Linked DNA regions of Homo sapiens: region 1 is linked to region 2. Evidence: chromatin loops called from intact Hi-C (ENCODE). Cell type or tissue: adrenal gland. All regions are shown on one strand. Each heading gives the region's core, and the rest is flanking DNA. Links, peaks and the distances in the headings are about the cores only. Region 1 overlaps OSBPL10 (oxysterol binding protein like 10). Region 2 overlaps GADL1 (glutamate decarboxylase like 1).

The links. A loop is a pair of places that touch in the nucleus more often than their neighbours do. Peaks named below come from ENCODE experiments on the same cell type or tissue, not always from the same donor. Only the 100,000 strongest peaks of a DNase experiment are listed, where the experiment ranks them.
Region 1: it touches region 2 in a loop (4-fold over the local background); 35 of 110 quality-filtered maps call a loop at or near these places.

Annotation. Positions count from the first base shown.
Region 1 is chr3:31,765,432-31,774,067 of GRCh38, reverse strand. All of the region lies in intron 4 of OSBPL10 (oxysterol binding protein like 10), which reads left to right. Among named protein-coding and RNA genes, the nearest start is that of OSBPL10-AS1, 66 kb to the right of the region's middle. In adrenal gland, for the core only: a CTCF peak has its summit at 5,111 (motif pointing right); a DNase peak (open chromatin) is centred at 5,048.
Region 2 is chr3:30,764,256-30,772,891 of GRCh38, reverse strand. All of the region lies in intron 14 of GADL1 (glutamate decarboxylase like 1), which reads left to right. Among named protein-coding and RNA genes, the nearest start is that of GADL1, 130 kb to the left of the region's middle. In adrenal gland, for the core only: a CTCF peak has its summit at 3,982 (motif pointing left); a DNase peak (open chromatin) is centred at 3,991.

The DNA.
Region 1 (8,636 bases), core at 2,195-7,194, 1.0 Mb before region 2:
GCCTCAACCTCCTGAGTAGCTGGGATTACAGGCGCGTGCCACCACGCCCGGCTAATCTTTGTATTTTTAGTAGAGACGGGGTTTCACCATGTTGGTCAGGCTGGTCTCGAACTCCTGACCTCGTGATCCACCCACCTCGGCCTCCCAAAGTGTTGGGATTACAGGCGTGAGCCACCACGCCTGGCCTTTATGTATATTTGTAATGTATGAAAGATTACCTGCTAATTACATGAGAGAAAACAAAGCTTTCAAGAGAGATGCCAGGCAGTGTGCACTGCACTCGAGTCTCTGACTGAGTGTCACTACTGTGGGACAACTTGATGTGCCTACTGCATGATGAAGCATGACATTCTCAGCCACACTCATGAGTATTCCTATTCCAAATCGAATCAGACCTTTAGACCTACCTTCTGGTTTGCAGAAAATACAGGGGATGGAGAAGCAAGTAAACCACCACCATAAAGGACAATCAGATCCATAATATGGGACCTTTTGTACAACCACAACCCTCATTTCTTCAAATGTCAGTGTGGCAGGGACAACGATAGGCACAAACATGTAACACTTGCTGTGTGTTAGCAACATTTCTAAGTGATTCACATTTATTAACAAATTCATTCCTCATAAGCCTATGTGATGAGAACTATTGTGAGCCCCATTTTACAGTTTTTGCATGTTTGGGCATTTTCTTGGTGATTTTGCTGTTTTAAATGTCCCCCAGGCGTAGTGCTGACGAGTGCAGGAAGGTTGTGATGTGCCTTACAGAGAAAATATTTATGTCAGATATGCTCGTGTGAGTTATAGTGCAGCTGGCTGTGAGTTCTATGTTAATGAATCAAAATGTAGTACATCCAAAAAAGGAAGAGGAAATTTGCCAATCTGTATGTGAGGCCACTCTGGAAAGTGCTAAAGTAACATCTATAGTGCATATGAAACTTTGGGAAAAATAGAAAACAGCTACATTTGTGGATTCAAGAGATGACTTTTTATTTATTTATTTGTCAGTTTGTTTGTTTAAAGCATAGTGGACAGCATTATGGGACTGAAAGCCAAAAAAAAAAAAAAAAGTTTGGTCACGTTACCCAGGATCAGGAAATGTGAAACCCTTCTTGGCTAGTGCTGGCTTGCACGTTTTGAAAGGCGATATGACATGAAAAGTGTTACATTTACAGAAGAGGAAGGTTCCGAGAATCAAGAATCTGAGAAAGAATTTTAAAAATACAGTCTATCCTCATTACAGATTCTGTATTTGCAAATTCTCCTACTTCCTAACATGTATTTATAACTTCATTGATACTTGCAGTGCTTTTGTGGTCATTTCCAGACACACAGAATGGTGAAAACTGTGTTTCTGGATGCACATGTTCCCAGAGAGGGCAAACAAGGCAGGGCTTTGCCTTCTTGTTTCAGCTTCATGCGGAGATGACCAGAGGATAGAGACGGCAGGGGCAGTGCAGTGCAGTGGAAGAAGCTCAGCTCTGGGGCCCCTTGGAGGGGGTTCAAATCCCAGTGCTGGCACCTGTTACTGATGTGGCCTCAGGCAAACGGCTTACCACTTTTGGGCCTCATTTTCTCTTTGGTAAAATGGAAAATAAAATCCACCAAGATGAGTTGTTTTTGCATTTAAGATTATAGTCTTTGTGAGAAACACCCACACATACATTTCCCCAATGGTTGAGTATTTGCTCATTCACCATTTGTGGTGACTTTTTGAAGCAGAACTGTGAATAATGAGGATTGACTGTACCTGCTAAATGTTAAAAAGGAAAGGGGTTATGTGGAACGGCTGGTTTTCAATACTAATAAAACTGGCTTATTTTATAAGGACCTTGGCAGTTGAACCTGTATAAAGCTAATGGCATTTTGGTTGATAAAAATGTTGTGACCAGAGGTTCGGGGTAACCTAACCCTGTATTTCCCTAGGAGCAAACGTTTAGTATTGTCTAATTCAGTGTTTGTGGAGACTTTAATAGAACATAACTACTGTGCATAATGAGAATCAGCTGTAACTGATTTGGTGACTTAAAAAAAATCTGCTAGGCAAATGATTCTGCAAGAGAAGTGTAATATGTTTTACACTGAATCTATTGTTTCTTAAATGAACATGTTTCATGATGTCTGGCTAAAATGACATAGTGTTCCCGGACCAAACTGAGGGTTGGGCTGCTTATTCTTGCGGCCCAATAACAAGATGCAGAGGAACTGAGAAAGAAGAGAGTTGATTTCTGTAACGGGTTATAGGGAGAAGGCCGGGAAAATATCGTCAGACCAACTCAAAATTACGAAGTTTTCCAGAGCGTATATACCTTCTAAGCTATATGTCGACATGTAAGTGTGCATTCATCTAAAGACATGAGTGATTAAGGTCCGAGTCCTGAAGACCTTCCTCTGGAGCCTTAGTAAATTTACTTAATCTAGATGGGTCCAGGTGACAGGGGTGATTACCTTTGTCTTGTCTCCTGCTAAATCATGGAGGTTTGGGGAGTTCCTTTATACCCCAATAAAACTTGTTTGTGGAGGTCTGGGGAGTTCCTTCAGACCCCCAATAAAACTCATTTAATCCTAAATGGGTCCTGTTAATAATTCCTTCTTTATCTTGTCATGCTTCAAAGCCAAGGAAAGGCCTGGGCAAAACTCTTGGTGGGTGTTTGTGACATTCCAGCCTTTGCATAAGGACACTGGCTCTATCAGCTTTTAATATTGAACTTACCCACTCAGTTAGTGCTGAAACAGTTGTCATGGAGGCCTGCCTGTTCAGCTGTTAGTTAGACCTGGCCTGCCACAATAGCATAGAAATTCTGTATCTGTGATAACATTTATTCAGTGTTTCCTACATGCCTGTCACTGTTTTAAGCACTCTGAGTGTAATCTCATTTAACCTTCAGGGTAATAACTGGTAGTAGCAGGGACAGCAACAGACACAAACACTTACGTAACACTTGCTGTGTATTAGCAGCATTTCTGAGTGATTCACGTATATGGACTGATTCATTCCTCATGATAAGCCTATGTGATGAGAACTATTGTGAGCCCCATTTTACAGGTAAGGAAACTGAGGCCAAGGAAGATTAAACATGCCCAAGATTACAGTTAATAAGTGGTGTCCTCAGCCTACACTCCTAGACACTAAACTGTGCCACTTCCTAGAATGGGGAGAATGGGGTGCTCCCTCGACCAGTAAACAAATTAACTGAGTAGGAGCTTGTATTTTCTCGTATTTTATTATGTATTGTTAGTTTTCCGTGAAGCTGAGCTCAAAACTAGTTCCCTTCTTTTTTTTTGAGACAGAGTTTTGCCCTTGTTGCCCAGGCTGGAGTGCAATGACGCGATCTTGGTTCACCGCAACCTCCGCCTCCTGGGTTCAAGCGATTCTCCTGCCTCAGCCTCCCAAGTAGCTGGGATTACAGGCATGCACCTCCATGCCCGGCTAATTTTGTATTTTTAGTAGAGATGGGGTTTCTCCATGTTGGTCAGGCTGGTCTCGAACTCCTGAGCTCAGATGATCCACCCACCTCGGCCTCCCAAAGTGTTGAGATTATAGGCGTGAGCCACCGTGCCAGGCCTCAAAATTAGTTCCTACAGGCATTTTAGCTGATAGTAAACATAGCAAGTGTCAGACAATGGACTCCTGTTTCTCAAACCAGCTTTACAAACAGAGATGACCTGTTCATCAAGGAGAACAGACCACACAGGATAAATGCTTAAGAAATGGGCTATTTGGGTCGATTATTTTTTAATCTTTGAAATTGTTGATGGGGAATGATATGGCATTAACAGCATTGTAGAGTTGGTATAACCCCCGTCCCCCAACTTTTTTCCAGAGGAAAGGAAAAATAGGCATTTTAAAATTCAGTTTAAACCTGAACATTAGCCTCTCAGGACAGAAATGGGAAAATGCTCCCTGCACCTTTTCTCTTTATCTGTATCAGTAGTCCCTTGCCTGACATCCCTGAGACTACAAGTTTTGGTTTTTTTATTGATTGCTTTATCTTTGACCACAAGTTTCTTTGAGAATCTAATGAAAGTCAAGGACTCTTTCCTTAGGAGGAAAATGCTTCTAGGTACAGGCAGAACCTTGTCATCAAATATATTTTGTGGATATTCCCAAACCCCTTGAAAAACCCATTGAGATGGCATTGCAGGGTCCATAGATTTCAGAACCTTCTTAGGGGATCCATGAACTATTTTCACCATTTAAAAATACCTACAATCAAGCAGTTATCTGTTTCTTTGCTCTTGGCTGGAGTTAAGTGAGCATTTGCTGGGAAATCTGGTTTTCTTATGTAGACAAATAACTGAAAGCAAGAAGTGGGTGAGGTGGGGTTCCTTAGTGGTGAAAAGGTTGGGAACTGACAGCCTATATGGCGTCTCCATCTTCATCTGCCTCTCCTTTTCCCAAATCCTGTAGTCTGCACAGCTACAGTCTAACTCATATATTTTTATAATGAGTTATAATATAAAAATATATTTTTAATAAAATATATTTTTATAATGAGTTATAATATAAAAATATATTTTTAATAAAATATATTTTTATAATGAGTTATAATATAAAAATATATTTTTAATAAAATATATTTTTATTCTGTTTTTTTTTGTTTTTTTTTTGTTTTTTTTTTTTTGAGATGGAGTTTTGCTCTTGTTGCCCAGGCTGGAGTGCAGTGGCGTGATCTCGGCTCACTGCAACCTCTGTCTCCCGGGTTCAAACAATTCTGCTGATTCAGCATCCAGAGTAGCTGGGATTACAGGTGTGCACCACCACACCTGGCTAATTTTTTGTGTTTTTTAGTAGAGACGGGGTTTCTCCATGTTGGTCAGGCTGGTCTCAAACTCTCGACCTCAGGTGATCTGCCCGCCTCGGCCTCCCAAAGTGCTGGGATTACAGGCTTGAGCCACCGTGCCCAGCCGTCTGTTCTTTGATTATTTCATGCTTGCATGTTTTGTCTCCTCTGTTCATTCTTAAGACCATTTGGGTACCACTTCTTAAGGGCCCCTTTCTTATTTTCCATGGGGCTTGGCACTCAGTAGTTCAGTTGGCTTATTTTTCCGCGGCTGCCGTCTTCTCAGGAAAGTGCAGTGTCTGCCAAAGGTGTCCATTCTTTTGTCAGCAGGGGGCAGCAATGGAATGGGCAAAAATGGTCATTGTTCTTCAGATTAACTTTTCAGAGCTCTAAGACCCTTTAAGGGGTAATACCTACCCAATGTGAATGCTGAGGAAATTGTTTGTGAAATAAATGGAGCTTGATTAAAATCTAGCATATATTTCAATTCGAAGCAATATTATTGTTTTAACTAGAGGAATTGCCTTGTTTAGAGGTGTATGTAGGTTTGGGTTCCTGATGCGTTGGGGTGGCACAGAGGGTGAAGTATACAGTCAGAAGCCTAGGAAGGGAGCCAGTGAGCATTTCCTCAGGCTGCCGGTTACCTTTTATTGCTACTAAATTTACATGAACATAGGCCAATTTATCCCTGGAGTGAAATATGTATTTATGTTGTAGTGTGGAAAGAATTACATGTGTTTATTTTACATCTGGGAAATCTGAAAAAATATCTGCAAGAGTACTAATATTACACATTTTCTAAAAGCTTCGTTTAAAGGTGGTGAATTAATAGTACACAGATAAGTCTAAAGGGAGACAATTTCTAATTATTTTCTGAACTGAAGGAGAAAATGCATTTTCCTTCTATAAATGGTCAGATTAGCCAAAAATTGGGCAGCCCTGAGATAGGAGTTTGGTAGGACTGGTTTTGCAAGGTATGGGTCGCAAAAACCTCCCCTGATAAAAAGAGATGCCTACCAAAACCAAGGGGGCCATGAACGTGACCTCTCGTGGTCCTCACTACTGGTCATATGCTAATTATAATGCATTAACATGCTAAGAGACACTCCCACCAGCGCCATGACAGTTTACAAATACCATGGCAATGTCTGGAAACTACCCTATATGGCCTAAAAGGAGGAGGAACCCTCAGTTCTGGGAATTCCCCACCCCTTTCCCGGAAAACTCATGAACAATCTGTCTCTTTTTTAGCGCACGATCAAGAAATAACCATAAAAATAGCCAACCAGTAGTCCTCAGGGCTGCTCTATCGAGTATCCTTTACTCCTTTACTTTCTTAATAAACTTGCTTTTACTTTACTCTGTAGGCTGGCTTTTGAATTCCTTTCTACATGAAGCCAACGACCCATGTGACCTCCCAGGCTGAACCCAAATTTTGAGGTTCGCCTTGTGACAGCCCCGACTACTGACACAATTGTGATAACTGAAGCAGAGCATTTTCACCTGGAAGAAACAAATCTGAAGTCTGAGGCTAGACCCAGAGCCTGAAGGGTGCATTCAGTGGTTCATTTAACACTTAATTAGGGTCACCTTGCACTAGCCAGGTGCTATGGGAGTGGGGACATGGGCCTGCTCCCCAGACCTCAAGGCCTTACAGAAGAGAAGGGCAAGTGCTCACGGGAGGGCTCTGAGAGACTTGGGGCACGGGGACTTCTAAGTGGGAGATAAGGAAGGCTTCATGAAGAACTGAGGAAGGGCATTGGAAGCCTGGTAGGACTTTGACCATGAGAGATGGGGAGGAAAAGCTTTCTAGGCAGATGTAACCTGACAGGAATTCAAGAGGTGTCATGTTGCCCAAGTAGGTAGTGTATTTATGAGGAGGCAGGGACAAGATACAAAGCCACCGTTTGTGAGAATTACACACAATTATATTTTTTAGATCCTGTACTTTCCAAGTGGTTATTGCAGGGACCACAGTTGAGTTTTTTTCTCACTGGCTTAGTGATGGTCGTGGGAGAAGAACTTATTCCCATGAACAGAGGGAACTGTTTTAATCACAACTGCATGAGCAAAACACAAGAGGGCTCTTGAAAGAGAGAATTGGCTAATATTGTAGCAAAATCCAGAGCTCCTCAGTGGTAATTTTAATTTCCACAAAGTTAATGAAAGTATAGCCCTCCAGACCTGATATGAAAAAGTAGTATAACGTAGCTAATTGGGTTGTTTTCTAGACTTAGGAATCACCAGGGAAAGGCTAAGCTTAGAGAGGACTGTGGATTGAGCCCTCATCTCTTTTTAATCTCCTCTATAACCTGGCAGATTCTATTGGCTTTTCATTATGAGATTGTACTGCAAATGAAAGAAAGAGGAGGTGGGGTGTTCTGGGCTTGGTTACAGCTGGGTGTTTATCACAGGCATTTATAAGAAGTTAGTACACTTTCAGGCCCTCTGACAGGAAGCTTTGTAACCTGGCATTCATGTCATGCCAGCATTAAGTTTAGAGAAATGCTCCATTATTTGATTAATTGTCTTGGATAAAAGCCTTAACTGATGTTCCAGTTGACCTACAAATCTTGTGAAGTGAGTTTTAAAAGTATTTGTAAATAGTATGTATCCTTATAGCTCATGAATGTCAGAATTCTACACTGGGGCCAGCACAGTGGCTCATACCTGTAATCCCAGCAATTTGAGGGGCTGAGGAGGAAGATTGCTTGAGGCTAGGAGTTCAAGACCAGCCTGGGCAACATAATGAGACCCCATCTCTACCAAAATAAAAATTATCTGGGTGTCATGGTGTGAGCCTATACTCCCAGCTACTTGGGAAGCTGAGCTCAGAGGATCATCTGAGTCCTGGAGGTTGAGTCTGCAATGAGCAATGATTGTGCCACTGCACTCTAGCTTGGGTGGTGATGAAGTGAGACCGTGTCTCAAAAAAAAAACAAAAAAAAACAAAAAAACAAAAAAACTACATTGGGCCAAACATCACAGAGCAGTGGGCAGAGGGAAGACCCTATGTTGAAGTGGGGGATCTGTGTCCACATGGTGTGTCACATGGCCACTGTTTTCCACATCTCCAGTGTCAGCTGAGTGGGCTCAGGCAGGCATGTGACCCAGAGCCAATAACGTAAACTCACTTTCTCTCATCTGAATTAGGAGAAGAAACTAGAGGATTGGGTAGATTTGGCTCCAGCGGCTCTGCTGGGCTTTGTTGCAAGTGGAGGAAGTTGAGTTGAGCAAGAAGAGGAGAGAAAGGTGTGAAAACCAGCGACCATAGAGACCAGGGGATAGAGAGAAATAAGAGACGGCCATATCTCTGAAGGAAAGAAAGAGTAGCTCTTTCAAGTAGTTTCTGGGCACTCTTTCCTGTATCCATGCAACAAATCCCCTTCTCCTTGCATGAGTGTGGGTGGTTTCACTTCTTTGTTACTAAACTTTCTCTGTGACCATGATCAACTAAACCCTGGGAGGTATACAAGGAAAATATGAAACCTTGTCCCCTGACTACTGAACTTCTCAGTCTTGATAGAGCAAGAAAAAAAACCCAAACCTGGTCCTACTTATCCCCAGAAATGGTATTGTACCTCCTTTTTCACTTGCTAATTTTAAAGTCCCACTGGCTGTCACTTAGATTGGGTGTATACATTGTTTTTGTTCAAATGGATCCATCTCATAGTGGCATTGAGACCAATCTTCTTACCTGTCCGAAGGGAGGAGAACAGCCCCTTCCCAGCTCTCAAAGAGATGCCTGGGTGCTCTCCTTTGTATATTCATTCATTCATTCATTCATTCACTCACTCACTCATGCTTTCAGCTGATATTTTTTTGCCCACAGTTTGCCACATCTTGTCCTAGGTT
Region 2 (8,636 bases), core at 2,045-7,044:
TCGCTTTTGTTTTGTTAAGACAGAGTCTCACTCTGTCACCTGGGCTGGAGTGCAGTGGCACAATCTTGGCTCACTGCAACCTCCACCTCCTGGGTTCAACCGATTCTCCTGCCTCAGCCTCCCAAGTTGCTGGGATTACAGCTGCTCACCACTATGCCCTGATAATGTTTTGTATTTTTAGTAGAGATGGGGTTTCACCATGTTGGCCAGGCTGGTCTCAAACTCCTGACCTCATGATTCACCCACCTCAGCCCCCCAAAGTGCTTGGATTACAGACATGAGCCACCGCACCCAGCCCTATACACTTTGCTTTCTAAAGTAACTTCCTGAAATAAGTTTGTATCTTTGCTTCTTCTGAAGCTGCCTTATAGTGGTCAGATATTGAGGATGAGAAAGTTGAGGATAGAATGCAAAGATAAGATGGGAAATGTTAGACCCCAGAGAATGTAATTGAAAATTCCACTAGTTTGTTTTGCCCCATCATTACTCAGTATTCTGATGTAGAATATTTCTTATTTTGTCAATATTTCATAAATAAGTACACTATGCCAACACAATTTACGTTCTTAAAAGTAATTAACAAGCTGTCTTTTCGTATTCATGTATGGTTATTTCAATTTTTTCCATTTGCTGACCTGCAGATTTGTGACTAATGTTAGTCATTTATAACAGGCTCCTTTCTCCTTAATAGTAGAGGAGAAATAAATCTTAAAATCTACTTGACGGGTTTGTTTTATTGTTTGGTGATAAAACTTGATGATATTCCAGATATCTTTAGAAAGAGTTTAGTATTCTCCCTGGCAGGTTTCTGATTAACGGCACTTGAAGATGAGACTGCATAATCTGAGTAGGGTGATGTGCTTCCGTGGAAACCTCACAGTGAAGACATCTACACAGGCTGCTGCTTTGGATTTTAGGGAGGGCTTCAGTATCTCTTTCCTTGCCCCATTTATTTCCTGAATGTCTTTTTGCATGTCTAATATCTGGACTTAGGAGCGGCTAGAAATAACAGCAATCCTGTGTATAACGTCTCCTGATCTCTTAGGGACTTGTAGATATGCATACACACATGCACACATGTTCACAAATTAATTGAAAGCTGTGTATTTTTCAGAACTCTGATTTTGTCATTGTCTTTGACATTAGTATATTCAGTCACTCATTTTTGGACTGTGAACTAAAAGCACCTGTGTCTTTAAAGGTGCAGCACTTTAAAAAATGTTCAAAGATGAGGTTCTTTTTTAAACCTTATGCTACAGAATTTATAGTATATCCTTCAAAAATCCTGTTTCCTAGTAGTTATCACTCGCTTTCAAGCTGTACTTTAAAATTTATGTTTAAAGAGTCTAATATCAAAGTGCCTTTTAAAGAAAATAGCTCTAAATGTGACTTAAGAGGCTCCCCTTACTTGGATAGTGGCTGGCATTGTAGATTTCAAGAATGCTTAACTAATGAATGTCCTGAATTTTGTAGATACCGTATGCTCTTTCCCCAAACCATTAAAACCTAAGATAAAATGTTGTTTTAAGTATTCTGTCAGGTAGAGATATTATGTACAATTTGTCATGCATTCTAATGGTTATCAGTTTTGTTCTTATGCCATTCTGCAACTAAGGGTCAAGAAGCCACTTAGGTACTTCTGATAATTATGGCCAGCTTCAGCAATCAGCTGAAGAAGCTGGAGTGTTCCTTCAGCTGAAGGGCAGGGAATACTCAGTGCTTTTCTCGCTTTTATGCTCAATCTCTTTTCTAGTTAATTATTGTCTTTCTAAATATACTCCACTGGATTTATACAATTCCAACCAACAAAAAGTTCCAATAAAATTCTTGTTGTATGCGCATGTTTAACGGGAAGTTCATGATGAGTTTTCCTTTGTATTTAATAGCATCTTTCAACGCATAAAATTTGTTATTACTTTGCTTATTTGCTGATTAATATATTGTTTTGTGGTCTAAACATTTTCATAGATGTGTTTTGTGGATAGTAACTTGAACTCTCCAGAAAAGCCAGATAAGTACAGATGTCCTCATTATAAATTTTTTTTTCTTTCCTTGAGCTTAACAGCCTCTCTTCTCTTGTTTCTGTTGGATTGTTCTAATTTATTGTGGCATAAGTTCTGAGTTTAGCCTATCTCTTGAAAATTAAAATAAAGAATGAAGCTGGCATTTCTGCAGGCTGAGGCTGAGCTCACGGGCCTGAGGTCAGGATGAGACCAGTTCTCTGAGCTCATGGGCCTGAGGTTAGGATGAGACCAGTTCTCAGGAATTTTTGTGGGAGTGGCCACCCACAGCTAACAGTAAACACTTGTTCACTTGTGACCTACTGATCCACTGGGCACCCTCGATGACAGTCATGGGAGATGAGGCCAAGGAACACAGCTAAATCTGCATTTCATGAACATCTATTGTTCTGCACACATACATGAGGCATGAGTATACTATTCTCTGTACGGAGTGCCACTGGCTTTCTGTGTAACATTTGCACATGAGCCAAGTTTATCATTTAAGTCTGTTTCTTTAGCGTCTGTTCGTGTAAGGTCTACGTGAAATAATTCTGAATTCCCAAGTATATCAGAGTGAACATCGAGGAAAGGCAGAAGCTTAATTAATGCTTATAGGCCACTTACCACTGTGTCTCTGATTTTATTTGGTTTACTCAGTCGAGTTGCAAACCCAAGTACGTATAGAAGCTAGACAAGTAGCATAAATGAGAGGAGCCTGAGCATAACATAGTAGGGAGTGATGGGGACTGTGATACACTGAAGTATATTGGTCCCAGCTAAAGGGAACAACCTCTACTCAGCTCCTAATCATGACTGCCATGCAGGAATGCAGGCCAGGGTTGCCGGGTCTTATTTTTAAGAGAAGCTAGATAATACACAGATGATTACGTGAACCCTTTGTTTTTAATGTTTTCAATATTGGTAAGTGATTTAGAAATGTGTAATATCTTACCTAAATTCGTCAGTCCTTGATTACCTGTGTGTCACTGGAAGCTCCTTGAGATGAGAGTTTGTCCCTTCATCTTTGCTCCTCCATGGCAGCAGTTCTGGGATTGGCCCACTATCGACTGAGGGATGCTTGAGCTCTCTCATCTACTAGAAGATAACGGTCTCATACTGTCAGATCTGTCAAGTAGTGGGTGTTTTAAGGACGGTGACCTTGTGGCAAATGTGGCAACACAGTTTAGACATATGGGTGTGGGTGCATTTTGATCTTGTGTTTTCTCCTTTCCGGATTCCAAGAACTAGATGGGGCCTCTGGGCTTCAATGCCTCTCCTGAAGTTTGTGTGTTCTGAAGATGTCTATCTTCCTAGATGTTCTTTGTAGCCTAAGCTGGCCCATGATTAGACCATAGAGGAGACAAAGAGGCAGGCACAGGGGGGAAGCAGGAGGAATTTCCCTCAAGCCAGAAGAGGGTACAGGAGACAATTTCTACAGATAGGAATCATCCTCAGCTTCCCTCTTTGCGTAACCTAAGGAGGTATCTGGGTGTGTGTGTGTGCGTGTGTGCATACGTTCCAGACATTGGAACTTCTGCCCCTATCCTAACAGATAAGGATACAGCACTGTCACCATGTACCAAGACATCATGTTGGTTCAGGTCATAAGTATTTCACTAGTCGCTGGATGGACCGATGACCTAAATACGAGCACTGAATAAGATCCTCATCTCTACAGAATGCTTTGGGGCTGTGGGAGCTGTAATAATGACTGAGTGACTTTCAGCCTTGCCTAGGATGGTGGCTTGCAGTTGAATTTAATTTTATTTAGAGAAAATAAAGTACAGTACTGTGACATTTCTTGCACACTTGAGTTCATGGAGCAAAATCCATACCCACAACACAACCATTAAGGAAAATGCTCTGGACTTGATGCAGTTTGTTGTTGCAAAAACAAAGAATAGACCCCTGGGCTGAAAGGAAAAGACTTTTTCCATGGTCTCTTTGAAGTGCTTTTGCCAGTGCCCAGCCTGCCCCCTGGTGGCACTTTTGCTCATGTTTTCGTTCACAGCTGGAAAATGACACACTAAATGCGGAGTGAACAAATGCTGTGAAAATGTTATAGAGTTACAGCATCACAGGTGTCAGGGTATCCGGTTCTGCCAGACCAAGAAAGACTCACCTAAGTCAAATTCTCAGAGATCAAATTGTTCCTTCTCTTCACTTCAAATGTTTCTTTCTTCATCTTTATCTCAGAGGAAGTCACATCCCTTCTCCAAAGCAAACTTTTCCACATTTGCCTTTGAGGCTTCTTTGTGCCTCAGAGGTCTTTGCACCTCCAGTCTCGCCACTCTTCCTTCTCCGCCTCTCCTCCCCCTCCCCACCCCTTCTCTCTCCCCCTCTTCTCCTTCTCAAAATTTCATTCTTATTTCCTCTAATATCTTGTTCCCCCTCAATTGATAAATATGTCCAAGGCTTCAATGAAATAAATGACAATTTTTCCTTAATGTTTTCCCCTCAAGCTACTTCACTGTCTCTTTCCTCATCCCTTTGGACCAAACTCCTGAAAATAAAAATCTTCAAATGGCTTGCCCTCTATAACAAGTAGTCCCTTCTCATAATTTATAAAACCATTCTCAATTTGGGGCATTTAGGTTTCCAGGGTTTTGCTATTGTAAACAATAACAGATGAACATCTTTTGCTCACATCTGCTTTTGCTATTATTTCCAGACGATAAAGTGCTCAAAATGTAATTGCTGCCTGAAAAAACTCATGCAGCTTTGAGCCTGATTAGCTTTGTATTACTAATTTTTAAGAAGTCTGTATACATTTGCAATGCCAGCAGTAAGGAATGAGTACACAAGCTTCAATCTAACTAACATTGGGTGTTATAAGGATAAGGGGGGGGGGGGTATGGGGAGTTATTTAGAAGGTAAAAAATCCTATCTCAAGTTTATTTTGCACATATTTATTAATTGTTGGTAGGCTGAACAATTTCTCTTTACTGATTGTCAGTGTATTCATTTTTTTCATATTTTAAGTATTTATATTTTGAGATCTGATGTTTTTCCTTATAAATTTGAATAAGGGTAACATGGTTTGGGTTTTAAAGCTGTCTTTGTAGCATGGAATGCAAATATGGCCTTCAGTAATAATATCCTTTGTATTTAGTCTTCTGTACGATGAAAAAACAGCAAGTTTTAAATTTTTTATGTATTCAAATCTGTCAATCTTTTCCTTCATAATTTATTCCACTGCTTCAAAGCTGAAGTTACTGTTTTCTTATAAACCTGATATTCTATTCCATCTCCTGCTGGCTTTACTGTCATTCAATTTTTTGTATTTAAATCCTTAATCCATGTAGAAGTTATTTTAGTGTATCATGCAAAGTATGAATCTAACCTGATCATTTCCTCAAAGTATTATCAAGTTTTTCTAATTAATTCCTCCTAACACTTTATTATGGGGTCTTATGTTACAATTTTAAAAACTATTTCAGTTTTCCAATCTGTTCTATTGATCTGCGTTTCTGTTTTTGTGCCAAGAACCAAAGGATTTAAATGGCTTTCCTTTACGATAGGTTCTCAAATCTGCTAATACTCTATCCTCCTGGATCTTTTGTAAAATAGCATTCTTTAATATTTTTCATTTTTATATGTTTTAGAACTCTTTAAGTTAAAAAGGGCATCTTTTAAATATTCTTATTGAAGATTAAATCACTGATTCTGAAGTAAATAATGCCTCTGCCACTCACTGGCTGCATGACCATGAACAAGTTACTGAAACTTGCTTTCCTTTTCATTTTTTCCATCAATAACAGGAGGATATTTAAAAACTACCTGCACCTCACAGAACTTTGATGGGGATTACAGTATTTAAGCATTATACCAAAGTGCTTAGAATAGTGCCTGGCACAGAGTAAATGCTTGATAAACATTAGCTTTCATTATTATTCATCCTGTTACCTCATATTTGAAGGACTATATGAGCCCCAGATATCTTCTCCATGCCTTTTTGTTTGCTTAACAAAATACCTTAACACTATCACAATAATAGACTTCCTAAAGTCCAACTCTCAATATGTCACTCATGTTTCCCCCCTTGTCCCATAGGAAAGTCTATGATCATTCAGGGACTACAGTGATCTGATTTACTCAACCTTCTTACCTTGTCCTCTGCTAATCCTATTTATGTCCCCTGCAGTCTAGCTGACTGAGCCACCTGCTCTCTCCTGTCTTTACTTGGAAAGCCAGCCTATCACTGTCATCAAAAACACACTGGCTTGGCAGTCAGAAAAACCTGGATGAAAGTTCTGGCTTCATCTTTGTGGTGTGCCTTTTGGTACAGTACATTACCACTCCATACCTGTTTCCTCATTAAGAGAAAAAAAATCACAGTAATGATATGTTATGGATTTTCAGGGACTAAATAGGATAGTACATGTAAACCACTTCACATAGTGCTAAGTGGGACAGGCTACATAATTTGCAGAGCCTGATGTGAAGTAAATGTGGGGTTCCTTTTCCAGAAACTACTAAAAATTTCAAGATGGCCACAGTAGAGCATTACCAAGCATGGGGCCCCTTGTCAGCTCAGGAGCTTGTGTGACTGTGCTGGTTGCACATCTTCAAGACATCCCTGATGCTCAGGGTTAATGAGAGTGAATTTAGCATTCCTACCTCCTAGTATTTTCTCTCTGCTTTCATCCCTGATGCCTTGTGCCTATATTCTACCACCTCTTCATTCTTGGTGCCCCATGTTCAATTTCCTCCTGGAGGCCTCAGATATATACTTGTTTCTTCCTCTGAATGGGGAATGATGCAGTCTTTTGTAAGCCATTTATAACTTTTAACCAATATCATTTAACCAATACAGTCAATTTTTATGTCTGACTCCAATTTAAAATTAGAAGGTCAGCCTCTCAGCTTTCCCAAGACTTATTTCCTGGCACCTGAGCATGAGTACCCCTTTTCATATACTCTTATGACACATTTTCTTCCCGTCTTGCCAGTTACGATAATAAAGCAATATTTGGGAGGGGAGTTGGGAAAGATTATGTCAAGCTAGAGGCGAGAGAAACAGACAAATTATGCAATGCATAGGAGAAAATGGCTGATGAATTTTAAGCATAGGGATGATGCATTACAATTCCCCTATGATACAGTAGATTGCAGGGGAGATGAAGGTGGGGACAATGTGTCACATTAGGGTCATATTTGAGTTTCAACCCTTCCAAGCCTGGCTAGTACAAAAACTCATGCAAAATAAAAATGTGGGGCTCCTTGTTTCAAAATTACCCAGAGTTTTAAGATGCTGACAGCTGAGCATTAAACCAAGCATGCCCTTCTGAGGGCAGGGCCTTGTTCAGCTGCACAGGTTGCACACCCATGAAGCAAGCCCTGGTACTGAATGTTTAATAATGGGGTTGATTGTCCTTGTATGTTTTCACAATGTTATCACATAGTAGATGCATAGAAAATAATTTATTGATTCATTCAGCAAAATAAGGCATGAACTTCATTTGGGCAACTTATATGCTTATTGTGGCTTCCTGAAGACATCATGGTTTGTTCTTTGTCCATTATCCCACCTGTAGTTTTACAGAATATGACTACTCATCCTGAAAGTGTGAGTTGGTCTGCAGTAAAAACCTAGGATCATATTTTTATCTGGCTTTTGATGTGCAGGAAGAGCCGAGAGCCACCACTTCTTATGAGTGGTGATCCATGTGGGGAATTCGGGATAAGGACAGCTTAAGGAAGACATGTTAGGGGAGATGAACATTTTGATGGCTCTTCTAATGTTGCCTTTGAGGGAACTACCTCTGTCTTGCGTAAATCTAGCAGTTAGTGTTGTAAGTTGCTATTTAGTTTTGGTTCTGCTGGTCAAATCATCAGTTCGGAAGGAAAAAGTCAATTTGCAGTTGTGACTACAGATGGCTAAACCTGCATTGTCAGACTTTTCCTGCAATCTGTCCTTGGATTATGCTGTTTCTTATGAAAATGTCCCCCCTCTTTGCAGGATGTTCTAGAAATGGTAGTGCCTCACTGTTTTAGGGGTAGGTAGGGATAATTCAAATGTTGGCAGTGCCACAGCAGAGCTTGCTTTAGTCAACTGTAATATCACTTGCCTAATTCCGAATGGAGATTGTCAGTACAACCTGGGGTGAGCCGACACTGAAGTATACCGAGGTGGACTAGAATACTGTGGCAGTTTAGTTTGGTACTAATCATGTCTATCATGTGAGTTAACAATTCTTAAGTGTAAGATGATCAGAGAATTCACATGGGAACTTGCCTACTCAAACAATATATTTATTGAGCATCTATTGTGTTCCACTGTTCTTGGTGCTTGGGACATGCTTCTCGAGTGATTTCCTCTAATAAAATGCTCAGCAAGGGGCTTAGAAAAATAACAAGGGACCAAGTAGTACGAAAGAGTTGGAAAGAAAATGTAACTACACTTGGCTCTACTTCCATTTTTACAGGAAAAAAAGCTCAGTTTGATTCAGTTTATAATGCACTGGAGTCTTGTAGTTTCGCTTTTCTTATGAGTTACATAACTCAAGAGAATTATGTTTTAAGTGTAATCTAACAAATTTTGCATGGTTTCTCTTAGAGTCTACACACCAGAATCTATCAGATCATGTCTTAGAAATTAGTTTCTACTGTGTATCTTCTTACAAATTTGAG